2 separate regions of the Homo sapiens genome follow, and region 1 is linked to region 2. The links are chromatin loops, found by intact Hi-C in ENCODE. Cell type or tissue: heart right ventricle. All regions are shown on one strand. Links, peaks and the distances in the headings refer to the core of each region. The heading gives the core; the rest is flanking DNA. Region 1 holds the start of LOC105372618 (a long non-coding RNA gene). Region 2 has its middle 160 kb from the start of LINC01370.

Region 1 (16,689 bases), core at 5,133-13,132, 310 kb after region 2:
TGCCTGCTCAATGTTTCTCTGTAACAGTGTTCATCATCTAATATAAAGAGCAACACAAACACATAGTTTGTGCTCAATCAAAGCTTGTGGAATACAGAAACAAACAAGAAACTCCAAGAGCTCATTCAGTAAACTTACAAACAAGTAAGAAGATGAGCTTATGATCAGCCTGCTCAAAGCAAAAGAAAAGGGAAGGAAACAATTTTTCTAAGAGCCCTTCAGAAAAGGGAGAAAAGCTTTGCAAAACTCAGAGAACCCAGGAGCAGTAACTGATCTTTATGATCCAGTACAGAAGCCTGAGTAACCGCAGGCTGTCTCAGGTTTTAATACAAGGTTATTTACATAGTTACCTAATTATTATGTCTCAATAGAGGGAAGGAAAAAAAGCAAGTGTTTTTCTACTCCCTATTTGCCTTAAAGATCTAAGGGTAATAAATTGTTAGTTTTATTCTTAATTGGTACATGCTTCTTCCAATTTCTTTTCTTTAAAAAAATCAATACGTGGTTTGCGAGACCTTTAATGGAGAGTAAAGAACTGTGACTAGACTTCTTCCTTATTATTGAGATAATCTGTCAGCATTTATCTTTTAAAGGGGCCTCAGGTAAGGCAGACATGATTAAGTTTTTGCAGTAGTAAATGCTGGGCCATTTCTAGAGTTAAAATGATATGAAAAATATAACTGCATCAGGCTATGCCTGATAAAAGACAGTGTCTCTTTTGCAAAAATGTGGGCTGTGGGTCTGGTCTGCTGAGGCAGGGCTCCCAACATCTTGGAAATGTTGTGCCCAACCACTGCCCACTGCCCTGGCCGAGCTCCTGCCCCCACTGAGCTTCGGGAAGTGACTGCGGCTGTTCCCAGCGAGCCTGACCAGAGGCAGAGGCCACTGGTAACCTTAACCCCACGTGGGCAGGCCCTCGTCAGAGCCTCTCCCCAACCCTAAAATTAACCAGTAAGTTTTTGGAAGGGGAGGTGGACAGAGAAGTGCAGGGCCCTGTTTGCTCTTTGGAGCCCAAAGGAAACAGGAGCCTGGGAGCTGACACCCTGGGCCTGAAAAATTGTAATTGTTAGACAAGCCCAGGCATGTGAACAAGAGCTTCCCTACCCCAATCTGCAAGGCAGACACCCTGAGAGTGTTAGAGTTGGTATGGGCAGGGTCCTTCACACTCTGAAGTATGTGGTTACCCAGCAGGCTGGTGGGCAGAGCATGGAAAAGTCCGAATCAACCATAATCAAGTAAATGGCTAAGGCCGAGTTCAGGTAAGGCCCTGCCTACAAATCCAACTCACATTACCTGTGCACCTCATTGTGCCTGTGCCAGACAATGTGCCTCAATTTAACCTTTGCAAAACTTGTCTGATATGGACATTTGTATTCTCGTTTGATAGATAAGGGAGTAAGGGCTCAGAGAATTTAATTAACCTTCCCAAGGCCACACAGCTAAATGGCAGGACTAAGATTCACTATCAGTCTGTTGTACTTCTCAAGTTATCTTTGCTCTACCAAACATCCCAAGCAAAGAAGTTAACATGATGTAATGGTGAAGAGCATGGGCTCTATAGCCATAGCGCCTAGGTTTGAATCCTGGCTCTGCTACTTACTAGCTATGTGGCTTTAGGCAAGTTACTTAACTTTTCTGTGCCACAGTTTTCTCATCTGGAAAACAGGGACAACAGTTGTATATTTATCATCGTGTGATTAGGAGAATGTAAATATGTGAATATTTGTCAAGTACTTAGAAGAGTCCCTGGCGTATAATGAATACATATACATGTTTCATGTGTGCTAAATAAATAAAAGAAAGGGATCTTTTCATTCTCACCACACAAGAGTTCATTTTCCAGTCTCTGGACTCAGAAGAAGGTGTTTTGCAGTTTCCTAACATCATGGAGTCCGAAAAGTGCTTTTGCTACAAGGGTCTCACTTTACTGTCACAACAGCTGTCTAAAGAAGAAAGGAAGATTAGACCCATGTAACAGAAGAATACACTGAGACTTGACAACATGAGGACCTTTATAAGGTCATTTAGCAGGTAAATAAAGAGCAAGAAAGATCCAACTCGACCTTTCTGACCCTGAATCCGTGCTATGCCCACACTCTAAATAAAAGCATGAACTTGTGAGTTTGTGGATGAAAGCTTGGCATTGCGTCCAAAATGAGGCCATGGGACAGACTGCTGCTGCCATTTAACCCCAGGTCCTGAGAAATTCCTCAACCCTTCCCATGAGTCAGGGACTCCTGGATTCAGTGCTGCTGTGGACTGCCCATTATGCCTCTCCCCTGTACTCAGGAGATGGAAGACTCTCTAGAGTTGACCACTGTGAACCAAAGACAATAGAGTGTTCTCTTTTTGCACAAAGAACAAAACAGAACATCAAGAGTCTTAGTGATTTATTCAAGTCACATGAGTTCAATGAGTAGGGAACTGCATCAAGAGACAGCTTCCAGTTAATTTTATGAACCTTATATGCATTGCCCAATATGAGTGTTCAACCCCATGGTTCCCTGTTTTTTTTGGGTTTTTTTTTTTTTTGTCTTTTTTTTGTTTTGTTTTTTTGTGCAATCAATGACCTAAATTCTAGGGAAGTTAGGGTAGAACTAGAGAAGACAGGGAAGAGCAAAAGAAAACAAAATGTGCTCAGTTTGGTTCCGAGGAAGGGTGCGGAAGCTGGATCCAGATGGTGGGGGTTTGGGGAACTGGATAAATCAAGAGAGTTGAGGTCCTTGGAAAAACTGAAGACGGATGTTTTCAAGGACATAGAAACATGGCTCGTAGCAATGCTCCTGGAGGCCCAGCAGAGACCAGCAATACTTGATCTCGGGGATCAACATTAGTGTCTTAATGCTGGTTATTGTCCCAAAGTAAGTAAGGTGTGCAGTGTTCAAGATCTGTCCCATTCCAATGATGAGGAAACCAAGGACCAACAAGAGGTGTGCATTTTAGAGCCCCTCCCCATCCCAGGCCAATGACCACAAAACCGATTCTGTCCCCCTTCCCCCACAGGTAGTGCCTATGCTCCTGATCCTCCCCCAATGGGACAAGGACAGGCCATTTGACCCAAGCCTGTTCCTCAAGAGATTGACAATAAAAATGCCCACATTTTAAATGTGTACATGCTACAATTTTCTGATTATAAAATCAATACAAGCTTATTTGAAAAGAACTTGGATCTGCTGGTATGTGCACATCCTTTCTTCTGCAATGAATCAAAGGATTTATTACCAATGGTTTCATCTGGGAAGATTGTAGGTGAGAAGGAAGATTTTGGATTTTGTTTTTGAGCTGTTTTAAATTGTGTGTGTGTGTGTGTGTGTGCATGTGTATGTGTCAAAAAGATATCTGGGAAATGGGATTGTAGACCACTTCGTTTTGTCTTATTATGGTGTCATCTGTGTCTCCATAGTAAGAGAGAGAAAGAGGAAAAGGAGTAGGTTAATAATCAATCTTAAATAATTTGAAAACTAAAGAAAATCAAAATCAACAGTAATCATACCATCTAGATCTAAAGGCTCATATCATTTTAGCATACCTTCATGCTGAAATAATGAGGATTATTCTATATCTAAATTCTAAATTATTCTTTTATTTATCCTTATTTTATGTTATGCCACAAATAATTTTACATATCATTAAATATGCTTCAGAAGCATCCACCTAATGGCTGTAGAGGGGCCTTCCTAGAAAATAACTTTTTATCTATAAATTTCATGTTCATTGAGCACTTCCTAGGTGTCTCCTGCCAAGCACAGCTTCCATGGCGAGGGTTAGATGACACACACCATGGCACAATGTGTAACCAGATGGTTTGATGCCAGAGACTATGTGCTTAACCACTTTACTTCTACATGGAGCATGGTTTCTTAAGCCAACCTTCCTCTGTAGCACATGTACATTGTTCCCAATTCGTCACTATTGAACAACCCTGAGATGTACATCTTTGTCCATAGATCTTTACATCTCTGAGTACTTCCCTAAGTGAACACTTCACAAAAGAGTTGTTTGACTCATAAGAATAAAAATGTTTAAGGCTCTTGATGCATTTCCCTAAGGAACCCACTTAGCATCTCCACAACAGGGTTTGAGAAGGTAAAAATTAGAACTCTTTTTTTATTTATTTGTGACTTATTTCATTACAGTTGAGCTGATTTTTCAGTTTATTAGCCATTTACATTTCTTAGTAGTCAACTTATTGTTTTATGTTAACTCACCTCACTGATACAGTAATAAATTTGGTGTTCCTTTAGTGTAGGTATGGGAAATTTCTTCAAAAATCAACAATATTCTTGTCTGGAACACTGAATTATTTTCTAGAATGCAGATGCATTGTCGACTTATATGAGTGCTCGTCCTGGAAGGAAACAGATGGTGCCCTGAACGGGGATAACCGAGGAGAGTTTATTATAGGGAGCATTTACAAGGGTGTGAGCAGGGTTAAGGAGACCCAGAAGAGTTGGTGCAGCATCCGGGGGCTGGCAACACAGAGGAGCCATTACCTCCCCTCAGTTTAAAGGGGAGGGAAGAGCCTGGAGAGAGTAGCTGTGGTTGTCAGAGAAGCACTAGGCAGGGCAGGATGCAGCCAACCCTCAGAAGGTAATACTCTGGTGTCCTCATCTCTTCCACCTCAGGGTGCAGGGTAGAATTGCTACACTATCTCCCATGGGTCTCATGGTAAAGCAATAACGTCTAAACAGGAAGCCATTAAGGCCTCTATTTTGATCAAAAAAACAGCCTCTGTAAATCCAGACAGGATCCCAGGGGACCAGCATCCCAGTTCAGGGCCTAAGCTGTAGCTCCAACTGGCTCCGCCTCCTCTGTGTGTTTCCCTTCCTTGATGCTTTTAAAGGAAGTTGCTGTCGGATGGAAGGCAAAACTTAGGTTTTCTATGGCACAGTTTTCAGGAAGGGCAAGTCACTCTTTGGCTCTTTGGGAAACTCCCTCACCCCATACCCCACTCAGACCACCTCCAAATGCTCTAGGCTGGGTCTGCCATCAATCCCTGATAACAGACACCCAAGGGAGATGGTGTAGCAATTCCACCCTGCACCCTGAGGCTGCTTGTCTCAGCATGCAAGAACAGCCTGTGCTGCGGCAGGAAAAGTCTCCTCGAGCCTGTGAAAGAGACGAAGGAGAGCAGGGCATTACATATAAGCCAGAGTGACTTGGAAGTCTGCAGCCTGTCTCCTTCGAAGGAAGACAGACAACATGTATAAGAATAATGGCTTACATCAATGGGCCCCAACCTCTGGCCACATACTAAGCCAACCATTTCATCCTCATGACAATCCAGTGAGGTAGGGACTATTTTTATCCCCATTTTACAGATTAGTAAACAAGATTAGTAAACACAGAGAGGTTACAACTTGCTCAAGTTCGCTCTGGTGCCTTGAGCTGGTGAGATGGAGGAAGTGAAATGCAAAGTTAGGTGGGTCTGACCCCAAACCCTTCACACACATCTTCGTGCTGCACTCTGAGGGAAACGACATAGGGCCTGGGATAGAAGCCTGATTCAGCTTCAAAGTATTTTAAATCTCTGAGCCTCAGACTCCCTCTCTATTAAGAAAATTAATTTTTTAAAAGCCATTGATTCCATTAATGCCCCCCCCGATTGTTGTAAAGCTCATAGGAACTGCCTGCATTTCCCCGGTTATCACATGACTGTAATTTGCTTGGTTGGGTCTCTGCTCACAGGTCAGCTCAACCAAGAGGGTTCCCCTGGTAACCCATGCAAAACAGCAGGGTCTCGCCTCCCTGCCCCACCACCCAGACATCCTCTTACTTCTTACTCTATTAATTTTTTCTCATAGCACGTAACACTAGCTGGCCCATTATGTGAGTGTGTGTATGTGAGTGTGTGCGTGTGGTGTATGTAGTGTGTGGAGTGCATGTGGAGTGCATGTGTGGATTGTGTGTTTACACATGTGTACTTTTTGTTTAATGTCTGACTTCGCCTCTATATGGTGAGCCCCAGGACAGTAGGGACCTTGCCTGACTAGCCCACCAGAGTGTCCCCAGTACCAAAAATGACACTGATACAGTATGGATATTTGTCCCCTCCAAATCTCATGTTGCAATATGATTCCCAGTGTTGGAGGCAGGGCCTGGTGGGAGGTGTCTGGGTCATGGCCTCGGATCCCTCATGAAGAGCTTGGTGCCTTCCTGGAGATTATGAGTGAGTTCTTGCTCTATGAGTGTTCATGAGAACTGATTTTTGAAAGAGCCAGGCACCTCTCTCTCCTCTCTCACCACGTAACACCTGCTCCTTTTCACCTTCCACCATGAGTGGAAGCTCCCTGAAGCCCTCACCAGAAGTAGATGCCGATACCAGGCTCCTGGTACAGCATGTAGAACTATGAGCCAAATAAATCTGCTTTCTTCATAAATTACTCAGCCTCAGGTATTCCTTTATAGCAACGCAAGCAATCTAAGACAGGCACCTTGGCATATGCAAGGTGCTCAACAAATATTTGAGAAATAAACAAGCAAACAACAAATGGGTAGTGAATGAAATTAAACTGTATGGTACTTGGCACATACTAGTCACAAAATGTACTTATAAAATTTATTTTATTAGACTCTGAATGCCAGGTGACTTATGATAAATGAGTTCACATAAAATGAACAAATTTTTGACCTATCCTAAACAAAACACAAGAGCCCGTATGCGGAAGGGGAATAGAAGTATTCCAATAACTTCTTTTTGAGAAGAGTTATAACAATTGAGTATAAATTTAAGTTATGAGCTTCTTATTAGCAAAAGCAAGGAGGTAAACCAGATGAGATGTCACAATTCTATTAGATGCAGAAAGCAGTATACTATCACCCAATGCTAATATCTTATCAGATACCTTGGGTGAACAGGAAGGTATTATGGCTCCACTTGGCCTCAGCAGATCTGCTTGAAAGAAATGACACAGCATTTAAATTTTGTTCCATGTGGTCGACTCAGTCCACTTTCTCTTCTTTCTCTACATGCAAGCCTATATAACTAGTTCCCTTTAGGAGGAAAATGCCTGGCTTCCATAGTTTTCCCTTCTACAGCAGAGGTGCTGAATAGGATGAGCTATGTGCCCATTTCCTAGGTTGACCAGACACCTTCTGAGACTGCTGTGAGATTTCCTGGCAGGGATCAGTTCACAAATGTAGCATGCCTCTTCAAGAGTGAGAAGACTTTGAGGGAGATATACCTGAGAGCACTCAATAATTGAAAGGCAAGAAACACCACAACCAGAGCAGCCTCCCAAAGGCAGGGACAATCTGTCCTTGGAAACAGCAAACTTACTCAAATTAGAAGCCTCCGTGCGGGTGTGTATGAATGTTGATTCAACCCTTGTTAAGCACTGACCCTCGGAGGTAGCTACAAGCCAGAGTGTCAGCTGCCCAGAAGCTGGAAAGAGGTCAGAACAAATGTTCCAATGATGTGATGCTGTCCTGCCCCTAGAAGGTGCCCCGGTGCAGTGGGAGGACCTTTGGAGCCCACCAAGCCTGGATTCAAATCTGCCCCCTAACTTGTTAGCCAATTGACCTTGAACCCTTCCTTGCACATTGTTCCCTTCATCTGCAGAAGGTGATTGACACCATTGCCCTGTGCAGCCTATCAGCTACAAATACAGGTCTGGGGTCAGGCTGCTTGGGTTTGACTCCTAGCTTACCGATGGGGTGTCCTTGGGCAAGCACCTTGTGTTCTTTCTTTTATTTTCTCATCTATAAAATGGGTATAGACATACCTACATCCTGTGACTATGGTAAGGACCATATGTACTAAACCATGTAAAGCCTTTAACCCACTGATGATGGAGGTTGCAAATTTTTTCTGTGAAAAATTGGACCTTGGCGATGACCTTGAGGAGTAGGATATAAATAACTCCCACAAGCTTAGTGTTCCAATAACGGAATACTAGGTATACATGGGTTAAGACAGTGCTCTTAAGGATAAGATGTTACTTGTTTTGATTCTCCAAAATTTGGGGCTTGGTGTGAGGCCAAAAACATGTGAGTAGTTGGCACAGTGCCAACACTTAGTGTTTGCATCTCTTTCTTGCGGAAAGCCAGATTCAGTCCAAGCCCTGCTTGGGGGTGAGAGTAAGGTCCCTTCTGCAAACCCAAAAAGGGGTCCCAGGGACAGTTGGATGAGGAATTCCAGGCCAAAGCTTTTCCTTGGATGTGGCAGTAAGAACAGAGTGCACTGGGAACGGGCTGGCCAGCGCCTGCCCCCCTGGGAGTCACAGGAACAGAAATAGGAAGCCCGGGCTGGTATTTACAGTAACTCTTCAGCCCCTGACCACATTGTCTTGTCTGTGGTGCATTTATTTTGGGGACAAGTACTGAAGTCATTGCTGCCCGAAAGTGCTCCAGGCGGGCCCGCCTGTCTCTGCTTTCCCAGGAGAGCCCTGAGGTGAGGGAACCAGACCCACAGGCAGGCCTGGAGGTGCCCTGAGTCTGGAAGGCTGACCGCAGGCCCGGCTCAGGCCCCTGCCAGAGAACAGGCCCAGGCTCCCCAAGAGACTTTGAGAGGTGCCCCCAGCAGGAAGCTCAGAGGAGGACGAGGCGGAGGGAGGGATGTCCCGCCCCACCCACCCACACCCTCATCTCACTTTCCTTTTCCTTCAAGGGCTGCCTTGGCCTGCCTTCCTGGCTGCGAGTGCTCCTCTCTCTCCATTTCTTATAATTCAGCAGGGAAAAGGGGAAGTGGATTCTTCAAAGCCTCTTCCTGGCCTTGATGAGCAAATGCATGGTCCCAGGCCCGGGTTCTGGCCTAGGCAGGCCTCCATTAGCCGTAGCCTGCCTGAATGACAGGCAATCCTAAAATGCCTTCGTTCCTGATACCTTTGCTTAGCAGAAGCATTGAGCTTCCCTGGAGGCAGGCCTAAGGCTCCACCTGTGAACGGAGGCTTGATTTCTTCAAGACTGTCCTATCTGGGAGGTTGCTCTGGCCAGAGCCTTAGGAGCTACAGTGCATGTTGTAGACTATGAGGCTGGCTCCCCCTAGAGTTGTCCAGAGCACAACCAAATATTGTGTGCTCACCTCTAGAGCTTCATGAAGCAGAATTTTATAACCACTAGACCTGATTATCACTTTGCAGGCTTGGAGAGCTGACACTCCTCTATCAGGTTAGCATTTAGCGAGTACTTCACTTACCCTAAGGTGTGAGTTCATAGTGGCTTAATCCACTAACATTCCTTAGGGGTGTTTGTGTATTCACTGGACACAAAAACTGTTTAATGCCCAGGTTTAAAGGGCATAGCTGGAGAATGCTAGGCATTGTCTAAGACAAGAAAGAGATGCTGAGGTCCAGGAGACTCCCTTGTGTCTAACAGTTTATTCGAGAATAGCAAATGCCCGCCTGTCTGTGACCAGTGTTTTCTTGGAGCCAAGAATTATGCCTCTTGGGCATTTTGACCACCCCAGAAGATATATGCCATTTTTACTGAATAGAGGAGAGGAAGAAAACTCAGATTTATCCCCTACCCACTATTAGCCAGAAGTTATGCTAGCACTGTGACAAATGTCATTTCATTTATTTTCACAACTACCCTTCTGGGCTGTTATTATCACCTCCTGGAAACAAGTAATGTGAGGCTGAAGGGAACTAAGCATATTGCCTTAAGTGACAGAGCAAATAAGAGGCAAACTTGTGATTTGAACCCATGTCTGTGTACACCCAGAGTCAGTCCTCCCCTCCCTCCTGCCGCCATCAGATGGAATCCCATCTGTGTTCTGGGTATCAGCGTCCTCTGAGGAGTTCACTAAAATGTGCATTCCAGTTGAAATCTGAATTTCTAGGAGTCAGTCCCAGAAATTTCTATGTAATTCCTCCCTGCCCTCAACAAGGGATTCTGGTACAGAACCTGGTTTGTAAACTAACGTTTTGGAAGTTAGGTTGACGTTTGATAGTAGAAATAATCTCACTAGCCTAGGGAATTCCCACATCTTTGTTCATGCAAAGGAGGATGTCTTTTGTCTTCCATCCTTGAAGGCCCAATTCTAATTTAACCTTCTCCAGGAAGCCTTCTTGGACTGTTTATCCAGCATGTGGTATCTCCTCTGTTTCCTACAATTATCTCCTTGTGCCTCTCTAATGCACTAACCACTGCATGCCTTGGACAGGCTATCTGCATGCTTTTACCTTTCCTAGACTTGAAACTCCTCCTGGACAAACCTGGCTTTCTCATATTAGTTTTCATCCATTCACACTCATTATCATGGAGGATGCCAGAAACCTGGACAGAGCCCTAGATGTAAATCAAAAAGCAAGCATTGAAATGAGTTATGTTGGATAGAATGATCAAGGAACTTTATTAGAAACCTATATCTAGATGGCAAACCTGCAGATTCCTCAAAATCCTCAGCTGCTTCTGGCTAATTTGACTTTTATCACCCAAATCCCTCTACCAGAAATAATCTCTCTCTCCAATATATCCACCTGGTGAACTTCTCTTGACACTTTTCAATCGTCATCTCCTTGCAAAATCATTCCCACTCAGAGCAGCATTTACTACACCTGCTTCTGGGAAAGCTCTGCTATGCTAGGACCCACCAGAGGATATCCTATACTTTATTGTATGCCTTTCCCTCTGGGCTGCAAGCCTCTGCAGGACAGAATTAGGCCTTACTCATCCATCTTATTCATTCCTAGGGCCTTAGTGTTTGGACAGGCACATATTAGTAGCTCATGAGAAGAATGAATAAATGAATGAATGAGTGAATGAATGGAAAAATAACAGTAGCAAGTCTGGGTAACATCTCAACAGATGGGTCAGTTTTTCTCTCTAGAGTCAGTGTTTCTACAAGAACATAAACAAAGGGCAGCCAGCTCGCTACCAAGACCCGGCTCCACAGATTTTCCTGAGAGTCATCAGGTAGCCCTGGGTGAAAGAAGAAAGTCCCTAAGATCAGCTCCCTCTCTACCTGCCAGAGGTGTTCCCAATACCTAAGACAAAGCCAGGGACATGATAGATCGTTCAACCTTACCTCCTCCCACAAGGTCTCTCTTTCATAGTGTTTGCCTACTGGAGAAATTTCTCGAAGTGGATCCTGGAGTGTCACAAGAGCCCTTCACAAAGCCATTCCTACAACAAAACGTGGCCTGGCATGGAGCTCTCCCTCCTTGCTTCTTGTCCCAGAGTCTACGGGCATCAGAAAGTGATATGCAGGGAGATCCCAGGGGCTTCATCAGCACGTTCAGAGCCAAGTCACAGGGGTCAATGTTTTTCCCCATTTCTGCTCATAATCAGTAACAAATGCAGCCATGACTCTGAACTTGCTTTTCTAGTACTTTTTAAAAAGACCTTTAGCCACATAATTTTTATTAGCTCTTTCTTATGTTTTTGTCATTTAACAATAAGAAAATTCCCACAAATTGAAGCCAGACATGTTTACATGGGCTATCAAAAGCCACTATACTTTTATCAGGTTCATCTTTATTTATTCAGTGTCCTTAGCTCACTAGTCATGGGTTTTCAGTGTCTCCTTGTTGTTTTGAAAGCCAGAAGATGCTGGCATATGGTACAAGTTGATTCTCCACTATGCCCATATGCCTAAAACCCCTAGAAAGTTCTTTGTTAGGGAGAGTAGGAGAGACATGTGAAATGAAAATCTCTGTTCCATTTGCATGTATTCAATTGAATGTGCCATCCTGTACATATAATTAAGCCCTGATATATATCATAATTATGAAACTGGCACAATTTTGTATCTCATTAAAGTGGCGTGATTAGAACAATAGAATGTACGCCGTACACCTCCCTCCTTTCAGGTATAAACCAGGCCAGGTTTCTATGGTGTCTTGGAGCCTTTTACATAATCCGTCTATCACAGAGAGGACATGGGCTCCTGGAAACCACTTCTGATGTACAGTCACTGACACCTACTCAAGCTGGGACCATGCCCACCTACTTGGTGCTCAGACTCAGACTCAACCATTCCTCTCCATCCCAGGCTCAGTGAGGAGAAAAATCAATATTCCTAAGTGGGAAAAGACCCAATAAGTTGCTGAAAAAGTTACTTCCATTTATATGTTTGCTTTTAAGTGGTCCTCTTTGGGGCAGTTAAATGGCAAAGTGGCCGGAGCACAGAAGAGGTGGCAGCCAGCCCAGCTCCCCTCTCACTACCTTGCAACCCCAGAAAAGCAAATAACCTCTCCAAACCTTGCTTCCCTGTTTATTAGTATTTATTTATTTGATTTTCTTAAGTTTGCCCTTTGTGGTAAGAAATCACCTCAGGGCACAGGCACAAGAGAGTAACAATTCATTAAACTACATACAACTGAGCTGAGATGGCTGACAGCCTCGAAGTAAGAGACAGCCAGACAAGCCTTTTTTAAAGCTTTGGCCCCCTAACTTGCCAGAACTACCGTAGGAGTCCAAGAACGCAGCAAGGAAGCACTCACTAGATAGGGAGAGAGGCTCCAGCTCCCAGAGATCTTGGGAGGCGTTAGCAGCAGTGCCCAGGCAGGCTGACCATGCTCTAGGAGCAAAGCTCATCTCAAAAATGTGGAAGGTTGGCCGGGTGCGGCGGCTCACGCCTGTGATCCCAGCACTTTGGGAGGCCAAGGCAGGCGGATCATGAGGTCAGGAGATCGAGACCATCCTGGCTAACACGGTGAAACCCCATCTCTACTAAAAATACAAAAAAAAATAGCCGGGCATGGTGGCAGTTGCCTGTACTCCCAGCTACTCAGGAGGCTGAGGCAGGAGAATGGCGTGAACCCAGGAGGCAGAGCTTGCAGTGAGCAAGATCGCGCCACCGCACTCCAGCCTGGGTGACAGAGCGAGACTCCGTCTCAAAAAAAAAAAAAAGTGTGGAAGGTTCTCCTTAGCTTTAAAGGCAGTGTGGGAGCTACTGAGAATCTAGAAGAAAATCTGGTTGAGAACTGACTCAATCAAGCAAGGTCTGGGCACTGTCAACAAGAGTGACCCTGCTCAGAGGCAGGCCAGAACCCCCACTGGGTGTTAAAAAGAGGCAGAGGAGCTCACTCTCCCTGAGAATTACAATTGTCCAGCAAAGGAAAATGAAGTGATAAGCTCCATCCCCAGGGGAATCCAAGCAGAGATGGAGACCTGCTATGTTCCAGGAACCATGCCAGGGATCTGCATAAAATTCCCAGGGAACCAGATCACCGAAGTTAGGAGGAACCATGCCAAGCAGGTGAGATACAGCTCAGTCTAACACTAATTCACACAACGCCTTCTACATAGAAACATTTTTTCAAGACTCCTTTGATAAAGCCTACTGCATACGTTCCACGGCCCTCTGTCTTTTCCACTGGACAACATATCTTAGATATCATTCTATGTCCATCCAGTAATGGGGTCTTCATTCTTTTCAATGGCTACAATTAGAAGCATCTATCAATGTATCACTTTTTACATTGAGTTTCCAGTGATGTGCATTAAGGTTGTTTCTAGTGATCTGTTATCACAATCTTTGTATATATGTCACATGAAAGTGTATCTTTAGGTCACATTTCCATAAGTGAAAACACTAGGTCAAAGAGAATATGCCTATGGAATACTGATGGATACATTGCCTGGAGTGCAGTGGCACCATCTCAGCTCACTGTAGCCTCAACCTCCTGGGCTTAAATGATCCTCCCACCTCAACCTCCTGAACAGCTGGGACTACAGGTGTGTGCCACAACACCCGGCTTTTTTTTTTTTTTTTTTTTTGTAGAGATGAAGTCTCACCATGTTGTCCCAGCTGGTCTCAAACTTCTGGGCTCAAGAGATCCTTCCACCTCAGCCTCCCAAAGTGCTGGGATTATAGGCATGAGCCACTGTGCCCAGCCTGGTTCTTTGGCTGTACATGCCCTCTTCCCCTAAAAGTCTCTCCAGGTTATCAACTCATATAGTCAGAGGGCTGCACTCCCCAGATGAAACATAAATCTCTGTTTATGGAAGCCCATGAACACATTCTGAATACTTAAGCTCAAGAGAACAAAGCCTGAAGAGGGAATGTCTCTGGTCTGAAGTCCACCTTCTACTTTCCCATTTCTTTCTGTAGGGTCTGTCTCTTCTTCATACTATTCTTATCCATAGCACCCAGTCCTTTCCCTTCCTGAAGATGCAACCCTAGACTTAACCACTAGACAAACCCAGCAGAACATATTGTCCCAGTATCCGTATAAGATCTATACATATGGTGCTTCATTCTCGGCATTTTTCTCTCTCTAATCACTACTGCCTTCTAAAGAAAATGTGGTATGCTGTTTAACAAAAGGCTCATGTTATGCTGAGCATGTTGATAAGTTTGGATAGACAAATATTGGCCAAAGATGGAGCTGAAGCTGGAAAGAGCCAATACACAATAAAGCCAGAGGAATTTGGAGATTCCAAGAGCAACCCATGAAAGAGGCGATAAGGAAGAGAGGTAGGGAAGGGGGAAAGGAATCAAAGAGCCATCAAGATATCAGGAGGTTGGGAGTTGTGTTGTCTGGGGAACAGGCCAGTGATGCTTCTCCAGAGGTCCTGGGACCCAAGGACATTTCAAACAAGGAGGTTACCTAATGTTTACTCTGAAGCAGCTGTGAAGCTGAGATGTAGGTGCTATCTTGGTATTCCTAATTGCCAAGCCATCGTTGAAGTCTAAAGAGTTATTACTTCTGTATGCGTGTAAGGCAGGGGAATAGACAATCAAGGAAGGAGCTGACCATGCCTGGGTTAATATGGCATGGATCAGTAAGTGCTCTTTCAGAGGTGAACCTCAGGGCCCAAGATAACCATGGAAATACTAGCTTATGGGGATTCCCACTCTTAGCAAGGACCTCCATTGATCAAGAGGTCCAGAGAGTAGAGATTTCACCTGATCTCTGGACCAAATTATATTGCACATTTCTGCACCTTTCTCCATGAGGGTAGGCCAAGATGGCTATTCTCATCACCACAACTCTTCTTTCAGGTTGCCACATGGCCTTCTCCTTCACTTCAATCAGGTCTCTGTTCTAACAGAAAATCATTCCTGATCACCTAACTACAGCCATACCCCCTGCCCCACCTTCTCCACCCCCTAACCCTGTCACCTAGCATTGTATATTTGTTTATCCCCTTATTGTTTTCCTCCCTCCCTAGAACATAAGCCCTGTAATAATGGGAAACTTCTCACCTTTGTCTTCTTGGTCCCCATTACCTAGAACTATGTCTAGCACAGAGTAGGTACTCAGTAAATATCTGTAGAATTTATTAAGCAAGCCAAGAATGACTGGAGTACATAAACATGAAAACATTTGGACGTTGTTTAAAACTAAGCAGATTACTATGTTGAGTGTCTCGATGTAGCTGAGAAAACAACTATTTCATAAGGAACAGAGTGAAATAAAAGTCGAAGGGTTTAAATTTTTTTAATTAGTCCTTTTATTCTCATGTTTTGCAGACTAATAGCAACCACGGACTTAGACACATAGAAGGATTTTATGAATTGCACATCTCTCAGCAGGGTCTGACTGCCTGCATGGACAGGGAGGGTGAGTCCCAGTCCAGATAACCATGAACATCCATGAGTAATTATGACCAAGATCCTATTACCAAGCCAAACCTTGCACTAGGAGTTAGGCATGTGTTACTGAGGTCAGCAGTTGGCTCTTCTGTCCACTGTTTTGTGCCAGCCCAGACAACTTAATGCTCTACCAGTGATTATACAAATTGTGCTCTCACTTTTTTTTTCAATTACAGAAGTAGAGAACATGTCATGATCCATACGGAGAAGGAACAGAGCACTGAGTTTAATCCAAGAGTTGTCTGCATTTCCATCATCAAACTATTACTTTTCCACTCATCCTGACCCACCACCATTCTCCCACTCTGTGTTCAGAACAGCCATCACTGCAGAGTAAGATGCCATTAGCTAGCCATTGAGGTCATTAGCTGCATCCACACAGAAGAGCAGGGAGGCCAAAGGCAGCCTTTGGAAATCATACTCAAGCTACCAAAGTGAAGAGAAAGCCCCTGGAGATTCAGGGGAACAGGATCTCTGGCCCAAATAACCCACAGCTACACGAAGAGATGCAAGGAACTGAGCAGCTACTTCATGATGTAAGACATGTAGATGAATTATCTAAATTACTCAGAGTACCTGTCTACACAGCCTCAGCTTACTTGAGAATTGTTCTTCCAGGCTTCATTGAAGTCATGAAATAAATAAAAAGCCATGGAACATAAATAAATATCATAGAAACCCCTCCCAATATATGGTTGCTCTCCTTAGAGGGATGGTGATAAAATCAAGTCTGCATTCCTTTATAGCATGCATCAGTGTTAACAACCCAGCATTGTTTAAGTGAATTTGACACATATCTGTGCAAATAAATTAATACTCTCACTTTGACTGATTTTTGGCAGAAACAAACAGGATGCCATGCCAATTTATGAGTTGACCTGTTACAAGAGCCCTTCTGAAAATAATAAAATAAAAGCCATGCAAAGTACTTCAATATATCTTAACACCAAAATTAAAGAAGTCAGCTTTTCTTTTTCCTTTTCTCTCTGTTCACCTAAAGTCCTCTGACCTGTTAAACTGTGTAATACAAATGTGCTAGTGATAGCAGTTGTGAGAGGAAGAATAAAGGTAACAGGAAATGGGCAGGGAGCAGGCAGGAGATGCATGTAACAATTTATCAAGGGAAGAGAATGACACCTCATTGTCTATATTAAGAAGAGCTAGAAATAAATCAATAAACCATTTATTTATTCTTCCTGAAC
Region 2 (16,689 bases), core at 4,230-12,229:
GCTCACTGCAACCTCCGCCTCCCAGGTTCAAGCAATTCTCCTGCCTCAGCCTCCTGAGTAGCTGGGACTACAGGTGCGTGCCACCATGCCCAGCTAATTTTTGTATTTTTAGTAGAGACGAGGTTTCACCGTTGGCCAGGATGATCTCAATCACTTGACCTCATGATCTGCCTGCCTCGGCCTCCCAAAGTGCTGGAATTACAGGCATGAGCCACCACACCTGGCCTAGCCTGCTATTTTATGAGCCCCTCTTATCACTCTCACTACCCTCTAGAACAGCAAGCACTGCGAGAAAGAACCCAGCCCCTGCTCCATGTCCTGAGTCAAGAACTGGCCGAGCTAAGACAAGACCAACACAGCTCTTGCCCTAGAGCTCACAGCATAAATGGAGGTGCTGACTCAATGGTCACATGGTCCAGTGAGGGTGACACTGGAGCTATGTATAAGGTATAAGGGAGGATATTTGAATGAGGCCATAAAGGAGTAACCATTTAGGTACCAGCAGAGGGGACAGTGGCAGCAGATGTCTGGATGTTTCAATAGAAGAGTTGACCCCTGACTTGAGTATTCAATGATGAGTGTCAGCCAAGCAGAAACAGAGGATTAGTATTTCAGATGAAGCAGAAATATGAGGGAATGACAGAACAGGCTGGGCACATGATGGGAATCCCCAGAAACCAGTCTGCCTAAGGCATGAGAGAGATGAAATTAGAAATGTCGCTGCAAGCTTGCTCACACAGGGCCTTTTAACCCAAGGAAAATGATGTGATTCTTGGGACAGTAAAGAGCCACTGACAGTTTTAGTAGCAGAAGAACCTGGTCAGAATACTTCATTTGTGGTTGGATAGGGACACATCTGGAGGCCAGGAGAACAATTAGGAAGGAACTGTTGGGTTCCAGGATAAAGATGTTTTGGGTCAGGAGCAAGAGGGTAGCTGTTATGTTGCAGATGAGGAGATGGGTGAAGAAATGTGAGAAAGAAAAGAGGGGGATCAGTGATTGCTTTGGTATGGAGCTGAAGATGAGAGGAAGTTGATGGTGACTTCCAGATTTCTAACTTGGGAGAAAGGAAGGGACATGGGTTCAGGCAAAGAAGGAAAAAATCAAGAAATCATCATTATAGTGTCAAGTATTCCTTCTGCCACTCCTTCTCTTCCTCAATCTCTGTCTCCCTCCACACCAGTCTCTTCGCAGGGCTCCAGCCTGTGTGAGGGGCTCTGAATGCTGGTGCTTGCATAACTGATGAGGATGAGTTAAAGGCAGCTTCTAGCTGAGATAGCTCCAGCTGTGGCCACAGAGACTAATAGGATTGCCCAGAAGGGAGAAGCTCCAGTGAATGGAGGAAATTCTGCATGCAGTCTCTCTGACTTTCAGAATCTTCTGGTCCAGAAGTCCTTCTGTCAGGTGGCCTTGGCATGTGACCAGCCAACCAAGAGCACAGAGATCCCAAGGTTTCCAGAAATCACAAGAAACATCCAAGAAACAATTCTAGAGAAGTCTGTGGATTACTGTTCTAGCAGTCAGGTCCAGAAGTTGGCTACAAGAGACGAGAATTGGAAGAGGGAAAATTCCTCACCATCAAGCCAACGTCATAATCCTGAGGACATGAGCACAGCAAGGAATGACACCTTCCTCTAGGATCACTTAAAGGATCTCAGTGTCACTGAGCTGACCACAGTGTCCTTGGGTGGAAAGAATGGATGTTGTGTAGCACTTTGGAGTCAGCAGTTTTTATACATATGTGTATATATATATATATATATATATATATATATATTTTTTTTTTTTTTTTGAGATGGAGTTACCTAGGCTGGAGGTGCAATGGTGTGATCTCAGCTCACTGCAACCTCCACTCCCAGGTTCAAGTGATTCTCCTGCCTCAGCCTCCTGAGTAGCTGGGATTACAGGTGCCTGCCCCTACACCCAGCTAATTTTTTGTATTTTTAGTACAGACGGGGTTTCACTATATTGGCCAGGATGGTCTTGAACTCCTGACCTCAGGTGATCCGCCTGCTTTGGCCTCCCATAGTGCTGGGATTACAGGTGTGAGCCACTGTGCCCCCTCAGCAGTATATATTTTTTAAATCTCATTTCAGACTAGCTCTGTGACTTTAAGCAAGTTGCTTTTCCTTTCTAGGACTAATTGTTTTTACATCTGCAAACTGGTGATGATGATCTCTATTTCACAGAGCAAAGGGTAGGTGAAATGACAATACAAGGTCTGGTCAATATTAGATGCTTAGTAATTATTCATTCAATCATTCATGCATAACATACTTATTGATTTCTTCTACATGCCAGACACTGTGCTTGGTGCTTGGGAACAAAACAGAGAAATATTTTCACCTAAGTAGAGCTTTATTCTAACATCTATATGTAGGGGAGGACGGAAGAAAGACAACATTCAATAAGGCATAGTATGTAAATTATTTAGTTTGTTAGAAAATAGTAACTGCTATAAAGTAAAGGAAAAGTCAAGCAAGGTAGGGGAAAGGGCAGCAGGAGTGACCTTGAACAAGTCACTTTATTTGCCTGAAGGTTTTACTTCACGTGTAAGTCAAACACAACAATACCTACCTCACAAGGCTATTGTGCAGAATAAGTGAGTGCAAGTCACCTAAAATTGTACCTAGGCCTTTATAGATGCTCAATAGTAATAGTTATATCATCGTCACCATTATCATCATGAGGTTGCAATAATAATTGGGCAAATCAGAACTCATTTAGAAGGGGCCATTTGAGCAAAACTGGAAAATGATGAGGGAGCCATGGGGTGTACGGTGTGCATCCCAGGCATGGGACCACTCAATGTCAAGGCCCTAAGACAGGAGCAGGGATTTCAGGAAAGCTGTGCCACCTGACTCCACCGGGGAGATCAGAAGGGGCTCAGAAAAGCATCCCCTCTGAAAGAAGCTGAGAAAGGGGAAGAAGCAGTTGGAGGTTGGGTGGCCCCAAGAGAAAAAGAACTTTGGAGAACTAGGCTGTTGCTGAAGCAACAAAAATAGAAACATGGAAATTTCTCCCAGCTGCTGTGAACTGACCCTGGAACTTAGAGCCAAACTGGTGGTCATAAAGTCAGCTTCAAGTTTGTGTGCCTGGGTTTCTGCATCCTTCGTGACCATGTGCATCTTTGTGTACAACTGCATCTATTTGTTATATTTTGTGTTTGTGGGAATAGGACTGTGTCTCTGACACATGCGTGTGTGTGTGTATGGTAATTTGGAACGAGAAAATTCTCCTCTTTCTAAAGCGATGTACATACAATAGAGGAAGTAGAGACAGAGTCATCATGCTTCATTTCATATCCATACTTGACTTTCAACATTGAAGTTACTTACCTTTGAGGGCCTTAAGCTTTATCCCACCATCCTCTCACAGGTGCAATACTTGTCAAATGTCTAAATGCACCACAGCCTCAGGCCTGCCCGAAATTTAGTCATATGAGATGACATTTATGGGGCATTGAGGATAACGATATCACCCATTCTCTCAAACATTGTATTGTTGTGTATCTACAGTGCCAGACCCCAGGGTTAGATTCTGGGAATATAAAAACAAGGGGCCATTGAAGGTTATAGGCTTTGGAAACACGTTGGAGTTTGAGTTTCAGCTAATTCCCGTTACTGCTTGTGTGACCGTGAGCAAGTCACCTTATTTTTTTAAGGGTTTTGCTTCATCTGCAAATCATATACAGCAATACCCACCTCCCATGGGCTATTGTGGAGAATAAACGAGTACAAATCACCTGCAAGGTAACTAAACCCTGATAGATGCTCAAGAGTAATACTGAAGATCATCATGGTCATCACCATTTCCATCACTACTGACCAAAGTTTCTGCCCTCACATGGCATGCATATTGGCCGAAATTACAATTCCACTGCCTTGGTCTCTGATCCTAGATCTTTCCATGGCTTGTTATCTAGCTTCGTTTAGGCTATTATTCATAAAACCTTCTTCAGAAAAGTTTCCCTGACCATCCACCCGCTTTTATTTCTTCACTGCACAAATCGTTTCCTGTAATTCTGTTATATGTATTGTTTTTGCTTACCTGTTTATTTGTCTCCTTCAGTCAAGTATGCTTCATGGAAGAACAGTGACCTTATCTCTCTAGTTTGCTCTAGAATCAGATGTGAACTTTATCTTCAGTATCTAGGACAGTATCTGGTACAAGAAGGTGTTCAATCGGCATGTGTTGAATGAATGAGTCTATGAATGAATTAGTTAACCTGATTTGTGCCATTACAGAGCCCCAGAAAAAAATGCAACTAACTCTGCTGAAACCAAAGTATTCCTGTAGAAAGCTTTACAGAGCAGAGAGCATTTGATCAGGGAGACTGGCAAGGGTTCTCCGGCAAATGCATGAAGGGGCATGATCATAGCTACTAATTGTGACTGTATCTTGTGAAACAAACCAAGATCATCAATCGTGTTCCCCGTCTCCCTGGAGAACACTGCTGAACCTTAACACATGCCCTGGGAGTGTGTGGAAAAGAAGAAAAACCCCAAATTTCTGACTATGCATAATCCCCTTCAGTCTTCCAGAAGCATAGGTCCAAACTTCATTTGCATATAAATGGTCATAATTTTTTAATCATAGATAAATTCCATTCTGTTTGCTTGTCCTTTTGCCTTCCTTGATAGAGAAACAAGAGTGACTTATGATTCATGAGGAACAGCAATTAAAACACATATACATACAACACTTCCTTACTTCTTGCATCTCTTTTCACTCCTTCTCCCTCCCTGAGTGTCAGAAAATGCCATCTTGATTGAGAGGTAGTGGTTACACAGTGGATTCCCATGGTTTCTTTCCAAATCCTAGGTTCTTCACTCACTTTCTATGCAATTGCGGACAAGTCACTTCACCTTTCTAAACCCCAGCCTCATCATTCATAATGAGTAAAACATAAAATCATGAAGGTTTTTTGCATAGGCTAAAAGAACTGGTGCACCTAAAATACTAACATAAAGCAAGTTCTCAAAATGAAAGTTATTATCATTTTATTAGTATCATCATATTGTATGAAAATACATAGAGATGACTCATTTCAAATCAGCAAGAGAAACCCAAGGTCTTACTCTCAGCAGAGAAGAGAGAGAAATAAAGCTACTATATAGGAATGTTGATACAGATTATACCTAGATGGTGATCATATTGAGAAACTCTGTATTTCATCTCAGAGAGATCTTAAATTGGAAAATAGTATAGGTACCACTCAAGAGAAGATCTGGTCCCTGAACCTTACTAATATCTGACATTAGGAAGTAGACCAGCACGACAAAAATCAGTCATCATCGGACAGAGATCTATTTGATACTTATTTTAAAGACAACTGTGTTGGTTTCTGTTTCAAGCCCTTTACTCTTGTTCTGAGATCATCTGTGGGAGAGAAAGGGCAAAGTGCAAGTGGGGGTGGAAGTGACACGTATCAGGTCCTCCTGCAGGTGTTTTCTTGCTTTATCTCATCCGATTTTCACACTGCCCTCTGAGACAAGATTTATTATCCCAATTTGCAGATGAGGAATTTGAGGCTTAACAGGGTTAAGTAATTTGCTCACATCTGCTGAAGGAAAGCCTAGACTTGCAGTCAGGCATCCAGAATACTTTCATTTATAACACACATCCTGTTTTACATGGATATTGAAGATGTGGGATTATTTTTTAGCCCCAGTTTGTGGACATCTCTTGCCAGAGTTATTTTCCTAAGAACCTAGAATCATTTGTTTGACTGTATATCAGGCTTCTGTGGATGCAAAGCCCACTAGCACCATGCACTCAACATTTCCAAAACTAAACCCAACATCTGCCCACTCCCTCATTTCCACGATCTCTCTTCCCAGAGATCTACTCCTTTTACACTTTTTTCCAAATAATTGTCTTTCCCCATGCATCACTCTAGACTGCTTCTTCAACTCACCTCCCATCATCACATAAGTCAGTAAGTCTTATCTAATATTCCTTTGAAGATATGTCAAGTCCACCCCACCAGCTCCAGCTCCAGCTTCACTATTAAGTCAATTTATATCTCACTTGAAGCAGGTAGCTGTAGCCTCCTCTCTGGTGTCCTTGTCCTGGTATTTATCACTCTAGCCCATCCTTTTGGTTCGGCCAAGTTTATTGTCTTAAAAACAAATGTAATCATTGTGCCACTCCTCTGCTGCTTCAAAACCTTTGAGGACTCCCTTCTGTCTACATGTTGAAGATCAAACACCTTAGCAAGTCACCTGCAATATAACTCAACATTATGCTTTTGTCTCATCTCTTACCAGCCCCCATGGAAATGCCTAATTATTCCTCTGAAATGCATTGCATGTTTATTCTCTTGTATTTTTCCCATTTTAAGGAAAATCCTACTCTGATTTCTTGTCTGTTAACAACTACTTAATCTCCAAAGCCTACAGTGAATGTCCTGTCAATCTCACCAAACTTCCCCAGACAAACTCAGCTCCCTCCCTTGTCAGTACTTCATGCACACTGCTATCATTGGCCCTACCCTGTGATCATTTTTACACACACCTGCCTCCCTCAGTATAGCAGGAGCTTCTCAGAGATAAATATTTTTTTTTCACATTTTTCTTCGTCTCCTTAGTATCTAGCCTGAGAAGTTTCCGACAGTGAGAATTATAATGCAGGTATCATTTTGCATGTTAACACTAACATATCATAAACATGTTCCCACCGAGCTACTCAGTCTTCCTAATTATCCTTTTAATTGCTACATAATATTTCTTCCTGTTTATGTTCTATAATTACCTAAACATTCAATTCAAGTCATTAAATTCAACAAAAATTTCTAAGTACTTAATATGCGGCAGGTACCATGCTAGATGCTGGAGACACCAAGAGGAGGAAGACATGACCTCTTCCCTGCAAAGACTGTGCATTCCAGTGATCATGTGATAAGGGCTATGATAGAGATATATCAATGAATGGATTGGGAACACTGGGTAGGGGGAGTTTTATTTTTCCTGAAGAAGTTGAAGAACATAAATTTATAGGTGATATTTTCTTTGAGTTTTAAAAGTTGAATACAAACCTAAGAGAACTGGTAAGAAAGCAAAGAGGGAGGGTGAGAGAAAAGATAAATTACTAAGACCTCACAGTTTTTAAGGGGTCAGAGCTAGGATTTCAATACAAACGGTTTGATTCTAGGACCCCACTGTTATCCCTTATCTGCTGGTAAATTCCTACCCACCCAACAATGCTTTGCTTCAACCAGCTCCACACTCTTTCTCAGTTGTTATTTATTTATTTATTTATTTATTTTGCTACAGAGTCTCACTCTGTTGCCCAGGCTGGAGTGCAGTGGCGTGATCTCAGCTCACTCCATCTCCCAGGTTCCAGCGATTCTCCTGCTTCAGTCTCTCGAGTAGCTGGACTACAGGTGCACGCTACCATGCCAAACTAATTTTTTTGTGCCACCACGCCAAACTAAATTTTTGCATTTTTAGTAGAGACGGGGTTTCACCATGTTGGCCAGGCTGATCTCGAACTCCTTTCCTCAGGTGATCCACCCACCTCGGTCTCCCAAAGTGTTGGGATTACAGGCGTGAGCCACCGTGCCCAGCCTCAGTTCTCTTTTTATTCAGCCCTTATGTGTTGCACAGAGCTGGGGCGTGCTAGCAAATTTTCTCCAACCCACATTTTCGTTAAGTTTGATAACTAGAATTTTGCAAAGTATTTTTTTTGAGTTTTACAAAATGAGCTCACTAATATGATGCATTCTCATCCTTTGTTCCTGTTTTCTATAAGAATTGCAATGTTACCAAGGAAACAAGATTCTAGAGCAAATTCCTGATAAATGTTAGGTTCTCAAAAGATAAATGAAAAAATGATCAACCAATGGCTAAATGTATGAGTTTGGCTGTGTGGAAAGTAGAGAAGAATTAGTAGAATGTGAAAGGCTCATGTATAATGTACTTAAGGCGTAATGTAGGTTACATTATGACACTTGCAGAAGTAAAACAATAACAAGAATAACAAAAACAATAATAACAATAAACAGATACCCAAATTAGTATCTTGGTACCTTATCAGAAGCATTCCTGCTTGTGGAATCAGAAGATCAAAGAGTATTAAGAGCTATGATATCATCCCTACCCTGTGACACACTATTTAATCTAAGAAACCATTTAAAAAGGGGAAAACAGCAGATATTATATGGACCACCTTCTATATTATTAAAAGTCTGGAAACAATCTAAAATGTCCACCAATAGGGAGTGGTTAAATAAATTACAATATGTGAACTGGAAGGAGTATTATAAAGTCATTAAAATGGTAATTAGAAAGATTATGTAGCCACATGGAAAAACATTTGCTGTGTAGTATTAAGGGGGTGGGGGAAGCTGAATACAAAATTGAAGCTAGGCCATCAATGCAGTTATGGAAAATGTATGCACATGAATTAAGACACCAGGGGAAGAGGCATGCATGTGACCAGCTGTTCTATACTGGCGTATTTTTTCTTTGAAACATGTCCTTTAATTTGCTATGATGTGTATTTTCTGGCCTAGCGTATGCTCTCCAGCCTCTAGGGGGAGCTCAAGGCTTCCCCTACTCAAGCCTCTTCTATCCAACCCCGGGAAGATAGAGGAGGTCTCCAGGAGCCTGAGGCATAGTGAGGTACCCAGGGCTGGGCGGCCATGGGGGCCTTAAAGCTATTATGAACAGAACAGAACTGAAGCAAATTTTCCCTCGGCCTTTTCTCCTGCTCCTTTCTGTGTATAGTCCTTGACCCCTCTTTTAGAATCAGTTGCTTTCTTGGCGTTTTCCTCTTCAGTGCATGTACATATTTCTGTTGCTACTGTCCTTGTCCGCTACATTAAGAAGGATCTAGACAGTCTTTCATCTGGGATGCAAAGATCGCTCATAGCCTACTTTTTTAAGAAAAGCAGAAATTATTCTATATATTTATTTGCACAAGCAAAATAATAATAATAAAGATATATTTTTATGGTCTCATAATTTCTAATTTATTTTTTTAAAAAGGAAGCTACCTAAGTTTCCATCAATAGCATACTGGTTAAATAAGTTAAGGTACATCTTTGTAATTAAATACTAGGAAGATATTTTAAAAATAAAACATGCATATGGATTGATAAAGTTCTTCAAAATATAGTGTTCAGAAGAGAGAAAGGCAAGATGCAAAATAACCTCTCTCTCTCTCTCTGTGTGTGTGTGTGTGTGTGAATAAATTATCCAAATGATCATAATGAGAAACATTTGTCTACATATGCTAGAGTGGATAAGTACTTAATATGTAATAATATGTGAGAAAATGATAAAAAACAGTTACCTAAGTGGAATAAAAACTGAGGGAATGACACAAACTTTTGCTTTTTACCCCATATTATATTATTTTATTTATTTTCCCTGTGTACATATTAGTTTTTTATTTTTTTTAAAATGGGATTAGGGTAGGACCTAAGGGTAAGGAGGCTGAGATAGGTGACTCTGAATCAGCAGATTCTTTATCTCCCAAATATATCACAGTGAGCTGGGCTAGAATATGTGTGTGTGTGTGTGTGTGTGTGTGTGTGTGTGTGTGTGTGTGGGTGTGTATGTATATGAAATCAGATAGGGATTTGGGCCCAAACTAGAACATGCACCTACCACTACTAGCACTATTATTTATACTACTACTAATAAAGTAACAGCAATAAATTTAAAACAATAAATGTATTTAATACTGATAATAAATTAATGTAAAGCAAAAGAAACAAGTATTTAAGGTTGAATACTTAAACTAAAATGTGTAAAATACTTTACTGCTTTTTTTAATTGTGAAAGGAGAAATTTCACAAACAAGTCCATTTTAACCAAGTTGCATTTTGACCATTACAAAGGAAATGGAAAGTCCATTTAAAGTAGGACAGGGCTAGTCCCTGCTTGTGGTTTCATATTGGCTTCCTAATAAACTGTGACCCATTACAAATGAGATTGAGCTGGCTTTGTGCTTTGAAATTTTTTTTCTCAAATGTCTGGTCTCCTTAGATTTTTGAGCCCTGTTTTGCTTTTGCTGTCCATGAGGTTTTGAAGTTCATTGATTTTGCTGTTTTAAAATATTGCTTCTGAATGGGGGTGCTTGGGGAGTGAGGACTGACTATGGAAGCCAAAGGCAGAGAGATGAGTGCAGAGACATTTACAGTCAAGGCCAGAGTCCTGATGTGGCCTTGCCCTAAAGCTGTGCCCAGCCTAATCTCTTTTCCATGTGTAGCCTCACTGGGGAACTGTAGCATCTCAGGCTTTCTGAGGAAGCAGACACTACAATGAGAACCCAAATCCTATTCTTCCAGCAGAGCTCAATCATTAGAAGAAAATGGAATGTGGAAAGCATGTCACATACCTAACAGGGATGCTTTGCTTAGGCAGCCACAGCCAAAAGAGTCACATCTTCACATCAGTTTCTCTCCTGCATGTGTGGCCCAGGAGTTGCTACTCAATACCACCCCTGGAGAAGAGCATGGCATGGAACCAGAGCTAATCTAGGGCTTTCATTTCTTTATTGCCTGCAGATTCCTTCCCTACCCAGGCCTGAGACAGAGTCTGTAGGGATGGAATACAGATGTGAGGGCAAGGGCTCCCATATCCTGGTATACAAAGCTCAGCCTGATGGTCTACATACCATTACTACTCAGTGGTTCCCAGGGCTCCCTCCATAGATGCCCTGACAAATGGTTTAGTGTAGAGTGATGAATGGTGACATTCCTGTCCACTGGGTTGGTGTTTGAATCTCTTTGGTCAAAAACAAAGTTGGTTCTAGCCATATACCAGAAGTCTTCATCCTTCAAGATTTCTTATTTGGAATTTAGACCATCTCTTGTCATAAAATTTACACTATTACAAAAGAGGGGTTAGAACCACAGTACAACCCAGAAAAGCAGTTTGAGTTACCATATTTTATAAATGCATAGCTAGGCATAAACTGCAAGCCTGCAATCAAACAGCCAGCTTCAGAAGCTCTAATAATCCCTGTGGTCTAGAACAAAATATTGAATTTTAATGTTCCTTCTGCAAAAATGGGGTTAGTAACATCAACCCTCTGAAACCACTGAGGCAATTAAATCAGTGGATGTACGCGAAAGTGCTTGGCCTAGTGCTGGGGGATTGTATTTGAAGTATACTTCCCTGTTGCTTCCAAAAATTCCTAATATACTGAAATGTCATACATACGTTTAACTCTAGCTGCTTCTTAAGTCACCAACAAAAAGACAGTGTTAAGAACAACTTTTTGTGCTTGAACCAATTTGCCATAAGTAACATCTTGCAAGCCCCCAGTGCCAACTGACTTATCACTAAGCTCATCCCAGATGAGACTTTGCAAATCTCTATTTATAAAATGAATACCTTGCTGCTAACTTATATTGGGAGGGAATTTCACTTGCCTTCAAATAAATATGCTGTCAGTAATTGCTGTATTTCCATTTCCATCATTCTGCAAGTCTCTAGCCAAAAGGTCACATGCTAACTTGGTACGTATGTATATATGTTGGGTAGAATACTTGCTCCAGATGATACTAGCACTGGATCTTGGGGCATTTATCCGATGTCTCTGAGCCTCAATTTTCTTACATGAAGAATAACAGTTACTATATTTACTGCAAAGTTCTGTTGAAAGATTAAATCATATGATGCATATACACGCCTGGGCCATATGGCAATTATTACTGTTGTTCTTGTTATCTACGACTTCATGAGACTTTATTTTCAGCATCATGAAAGATGTGACTGACTCCTACTTCTGTTTGATCATTCTCCTTTCCCATCCATACCAAAATGAATAGAATAATAAAATTACGAACATTTAAGGTAGATCTTTAAACCAGTGCAATATCCAACACAGAGCATTGCATGTAGTAGAATTAATGAACATTTGATGACAAGTTGAGTAAATAAAACAGTCCATACACCCCTCAGGGTTTTCAGTCTTTTCTAGAACATCATTAACAAGCAGTCTTCAGACCTATGTCTGAATATCCCCAGCCTCCAGAAACTTAAAACTACTTCAATTGCATTTATAGTGGGTTTACCAAATGTGTGACTTGTGAAGCCATCTTCTAACCCTACACCTACGGCAGTTTACACGCATTGATAAGGGCACCAAAACAGGATCACAGAATCCTTAGCTCCAGCTAGATTACCAAAAAAAAATCAGAGTACTCTTCATATTAGAGAAGTCTGTCTTTCAGTGAGTCATCATCTATTTCTTTCTACTTCTTTTCTTGTGGCCCTAAAAGCCAGACAGAAATAGTCTGATTGTTCTCCTGCATGAGGTTGCTTCAGAGAGCTGCAGGCAGCTTCTCAGTGTTTCAGATCCACCTTCAGCAGGAAATATTCTTCTGCAACCACCACACACATATTCCAGAGATGTGAATAAGAAATAGGGGAGTTCTTCACAATTTGTTCATGAAGAGGGAAAAGGAGAGGCCTCTTGGTCTCTGAGCTATTATTAAAATAAATATCATTGGCTAAAAGGCCAGAAAAAGTTTCGGGACCACACAGGCAACTGACACTTTTCCAACTCTACCATATCATCACTAATTGGATATGCTAACACTTTCTGTAGCATTTCATAAAAAATGTTTCAAGACCAAGTGATAAGATGTCTAAACAAGCTTGTCTTTGGATGCTTGCTCTGGTTAGTTCTGAGGAAATACCTACAACAAAATAGCAAAGGATTTTTCTCTCCTCTAGTCCCAGGTGGGTAATTTTCTCTCCCCACCCCTTCTCTCAGTGTGTGTGTGTGTGTGTGTGTGTGTGTGTGTGTGTGTGTGTCTCCCTGCCCCTCAATGGGAACACAGTCAGATTTTGCTATACTTCAGAATCATGAAACCTCTTGAAATAGCCATAGTTCAGGGCTGAAGTGTCAAATCCAGAGAGCTTCACTTGAATTTTCCTTGGATTGAACACTTCCCCAGAGAGATACAAAATTACAAAGATCATGTTTTGTGGATTTACTTCAGGTTCAGTCAGAATGTGTTGTAAAAGGTTAAACTTATTTTTTAATAGCAACAGTACCCATCTTTCAGAGTCCAGAGACACCCTCTATTTCTGCCTCAAGATTTGCCTTCTTGAGGCAGAAATAGAGGGTGTCTCTGGACTTCTGAAAGATAGATACTATTGCTATCTGTAGGATCATATTTTCAGAAAGAAGTCATATTGGCTCAAATTTGCAAAAACACAATAGGCATTTTAATGAAATTGCTGAAGAAAAAATAAAAGGTGCCTACATGTTTTGTCTACATCAAATTATGTGCTCTGCTCTGGAAAACTCAGGTTTCTTGCCTATAAAAGAGAAACCGTCTATTGCATTTATTGTCCCATCAACCTCATCTTACCTATCTAAGGAGATAAACAGCCAATGCTTACACCTTCCATAGCTACTCAAAGCACTTGGCCTTGAAAAGTTGCTGTATTCATTTCCTGTTTCTGCTCCTACAAATTAATGCAAACTTCATGGCTTAAAGCAACATAACTTGATTATTTTACTGCTCTGGAGGTCAGAAGCCTGAAATGGATCTCACATGGCTAACACCACGGTGTCAGTAGTGCTGCATTTCTTCTAGAAGTTTTAAGGGAGAATTGAGTTTGTTGCCTATTCCAGCATCTAGAGATCTCCTATATTCCTTGGCTTGAGACCCCTTTCTTCATCTTCAAAGCCAACAGAACAGCATCTCCAGGTGCTGCTGTGTAACCTCCTTCTTCCACTTATAAGGACCCTTGAGAATATGTTGGACCCACTGTGATAATCCAGGGAAATCTTTCATCTCAAGATTCTTAATCACCTCTGCAATGTCTCTTTGACCATGTAAGATAATATACTCAGATATATTTTGGGGACGGGTTTTGGGGACTGAGACATGGACAACATTGAAGGACAGCATTGCTACAAATGCTAACGTAAGATCATGGGCTGGACCTAGATTTAGAAAATAAGGCAGGCAGATGAAGGAGAGAGAGCCTTTGGCACTGGTGAAGAACTTGCCTTTTGCCTGGCTCCTTATTTTGTCATCATAGAGTCCAAGTAAAGTGGGGAGAGGAGTCCCATGTCTAAGATATGGAAACTGAAATTGAGAGAGTTTGCATGGTATTTCCGAGACTCACAGTTATTCCAAGGAGATCAAAATCGAAGCTCTTTCCATAGCACTATGCCCCTGGCTACACCACAAATATTACATGGCAGATGTGTTTAGCAAGGTTTTATGATGCAGAGCCAGGGCTCTGCACAAATATTAACTTACAGTTGGTGACTTCTCACAGCTAAAGGTTATTCCTCAAAGGTGAAACTTACTTCATGAAATAGCTTTTTTCTTTAGTGGGAAGTAAGCAAAAACATTTTTGTATTTTTGGCTGAGCCAAAAGAAATGCTGTTTCGAAAGAGTAAGTAGTTTTCACCTGTGCACACTATATTACATTTCAGTACTTTAGAGGTGGTTTTTAAGGAATATCCAAAAAAATCAAAAGGTAAAACGTTTTCTATATGGAAAATTATTTTAAATCTTTTAAATAAGAGGTTAGTCAGGGGTGAGAGAAGGAGTGTAGAGTTAAATAACTGGTATCCTATTCCCCGTGCCTTGTGTTTCTGAGCCAAATTGTATTGAGTTTTAAAAGAAAGAGTCTTGGCATTTCCACAAAATTTGGGAGAAGGGAAAAACATCTCATAGAAATGCTGCTAGAATAAATCATACTTGGAGACTTCTGGCCAGAGAGAGCAGCCTTCTCCATCCACCCCAAATTAGGCTAAGAGGTTTTCTTTGAAATAAAATGGACCTTTGAAATTCTGAATTATTAGAGTAACTCAAACTACATATTTAGAATTCTGAGTAAGGCCAACAATCATTTCAGGCTTTTTTTTTTTTCATTTTTCTGTTATACAATATGGTCTTCTGCATCATTCTGGGAAGAGGCGTGGTAGATGACATTTTATAAAAACTTATTTTGCTTTAAAAGCTTTACATTTTGTTTCAATGCCAAATTCAAATTTGAGCATCTGAGAAAAGCATCTCACTTCTGAAAGTTATTGATGATTTTACAAATAAGTCAATATTTCACTGATTTCAATAATAAGGCTGAAAGTTTGATTACCACCTGGCCCATTTGCTACACAACATTCAGCTTATTCAAAGGCCAAATACAAATCTCATTAATAAGGAAGAATGCATATTTTAGGTGAACTATTTTAGGTAGAATAAACTTACGAAAGCGTTAGAAAGATTAAACCTGAGGAGCTTATGATCACAATCTATAATGGGAAGGAAGAAAGAGAAATTAACATTTTAAAAGTATCTTCTAATTTCTCTTATTATTTCTGTGATCCTTACAATAATGCTTTGAGATAGATAAAAATAACCCTTTACCTAAAGAAAGTGAGGCTAAGAAAGCTTAAGTGACTTTTCCAAAGACACTTTTGTAAGGAGATGGTCAACTTTAGAAGACCTCAGCTTCCAAAAATATCAAGAGATATTTTTCACTGCCCCTAGCACAAATATATTCACTCTACCCTCATCAGAGATGTGAGGTTAAAATCCATGTAAGTACAAAAGCCTTTTATCAGTTTCTTTACTTGTTACATTGGAATATTCCATTTGAATCAGGTATGTTTCCAGGCTGGACGTGAAGTGATGTGAAAATACAGTGATCCGCAGGTCACCTATGCAAGGGTTCACCACTCAGCTGGTAGTTAAAATGCTGTCACTCTCAAATCTTGTTTGGCTTTCCCACATGTACCCATGGTTTCTCCAACACTCTCAGATGTTCCATCCCTAGCATTTGAATTAATATGTTCAAATTGATTGGCCATATGTAATGATCAATTTAGTTAATGTCGAGAACACCAACTAAGAGATTATTTCTATCTGGTGCCAGGTCCACCTTTGTGCATGCTGATAGAAACAAGGAAGGTCCTTCTGTAGAGAGAAAGTAGATCCCAGAATCAGAAACCAGGAATGCACATTCCTACATTCCTTATCCTTAGAGATCAATGCTATCTCTTATCATATACATATTAAACTACAATGCATTAGTATTAGGTTATTATGCATAAATAAACTATATATTTTTAAATTAATTACACTTTTTAAAATCTCTTTAAGCCATATTATACATATAGACAGTGTATTAATTTGTTTGGGCTGCCATAACAAAATACCAGACTAAGTGGCTTAAACAATAACTTTTTTTTTTTTTTTAACAATTTTGGGGGATAAAAGTCCAAGATCAAGTTACCCTCAAGGCTGACTTCTTGTGAGGCCACTGTTTCTGGCTTATAGGCAACCATTTCACCTCTGTGTCCCCACATGGCTTGTCCTCTCTGCATGTGAAGAGAGAGAGAGAGAGATCTTTGGTATTTCTTCCTCTTCTTACAAAGCTACCAGTCCTATTGGGTTAGGGCTCCACCTTTATGATTTAATTTAACCTTAATTACGTCCTTAAAGACCTTACCTTCAGTCACATTGAGGGTTAGGACTTCAACATACAAATTGACAAATTTCTGGGCTGGCGGGGGGAACAATTCGATCCATGATAGATAGATAGATAGATAGATAGATAGATAGATAGATAGATAGATAGATAGATAGATACATAGATACATAGATAACTAATCCTTATTTGGCTAGCTAGGATGGATGTCCTCCTACAAAATTTGCTCCATGACATTAACTCTGTTGCCTGGACATTTTACTTT

The links. Hi-C counts contacts between places; a loop is a spot of excess contacts. Peaks named below come from ENCODE experiments on the same cell type or tissue, not always from the same donor. Only the 100,000 strongest peaks of a DNase experiment are listed, where the experiment ranks them.
Region 1: it touches region 2 in a loop (2.8-fold over the local background); 2 of 110 quality-filtered maps call a loop at or near these places.

What each region holds. Positions count from the first base shown.
Region 1 is chr20:40,462,499-40,479,187 of GRCh38, forward strand. LOC105372618 (a long non-coding RNA gene) reads right to left here and starts at 5,241. Exons shown (of 3, transcript XR_936718.3): 1 at 4,209-5,241; 2 at 1,822-1,943. In heart right ventricle, for the core only: a CTCF peak has its summit at 8,980; a DNase peak (open chromatin) is centred at 8,223; H3K27ac peaks cover 1,523 bases; H3K27me3 peaks cover 1,138 bases.
Region 2 is chr20:40,151,726-40,168,414 of GRCh38, forward strand. No RefSeq gene overlaps it. Among named protein-coding and RNA genes, the nearest start is that of LINC01370, 160 kb to the left of the region's middle. In heart right ventricle, for the core only: CTCF peaks have their summits at 8,532 (motif pointing right) and 8,733; a DNase peak (open chromatin) is centred at 8,546.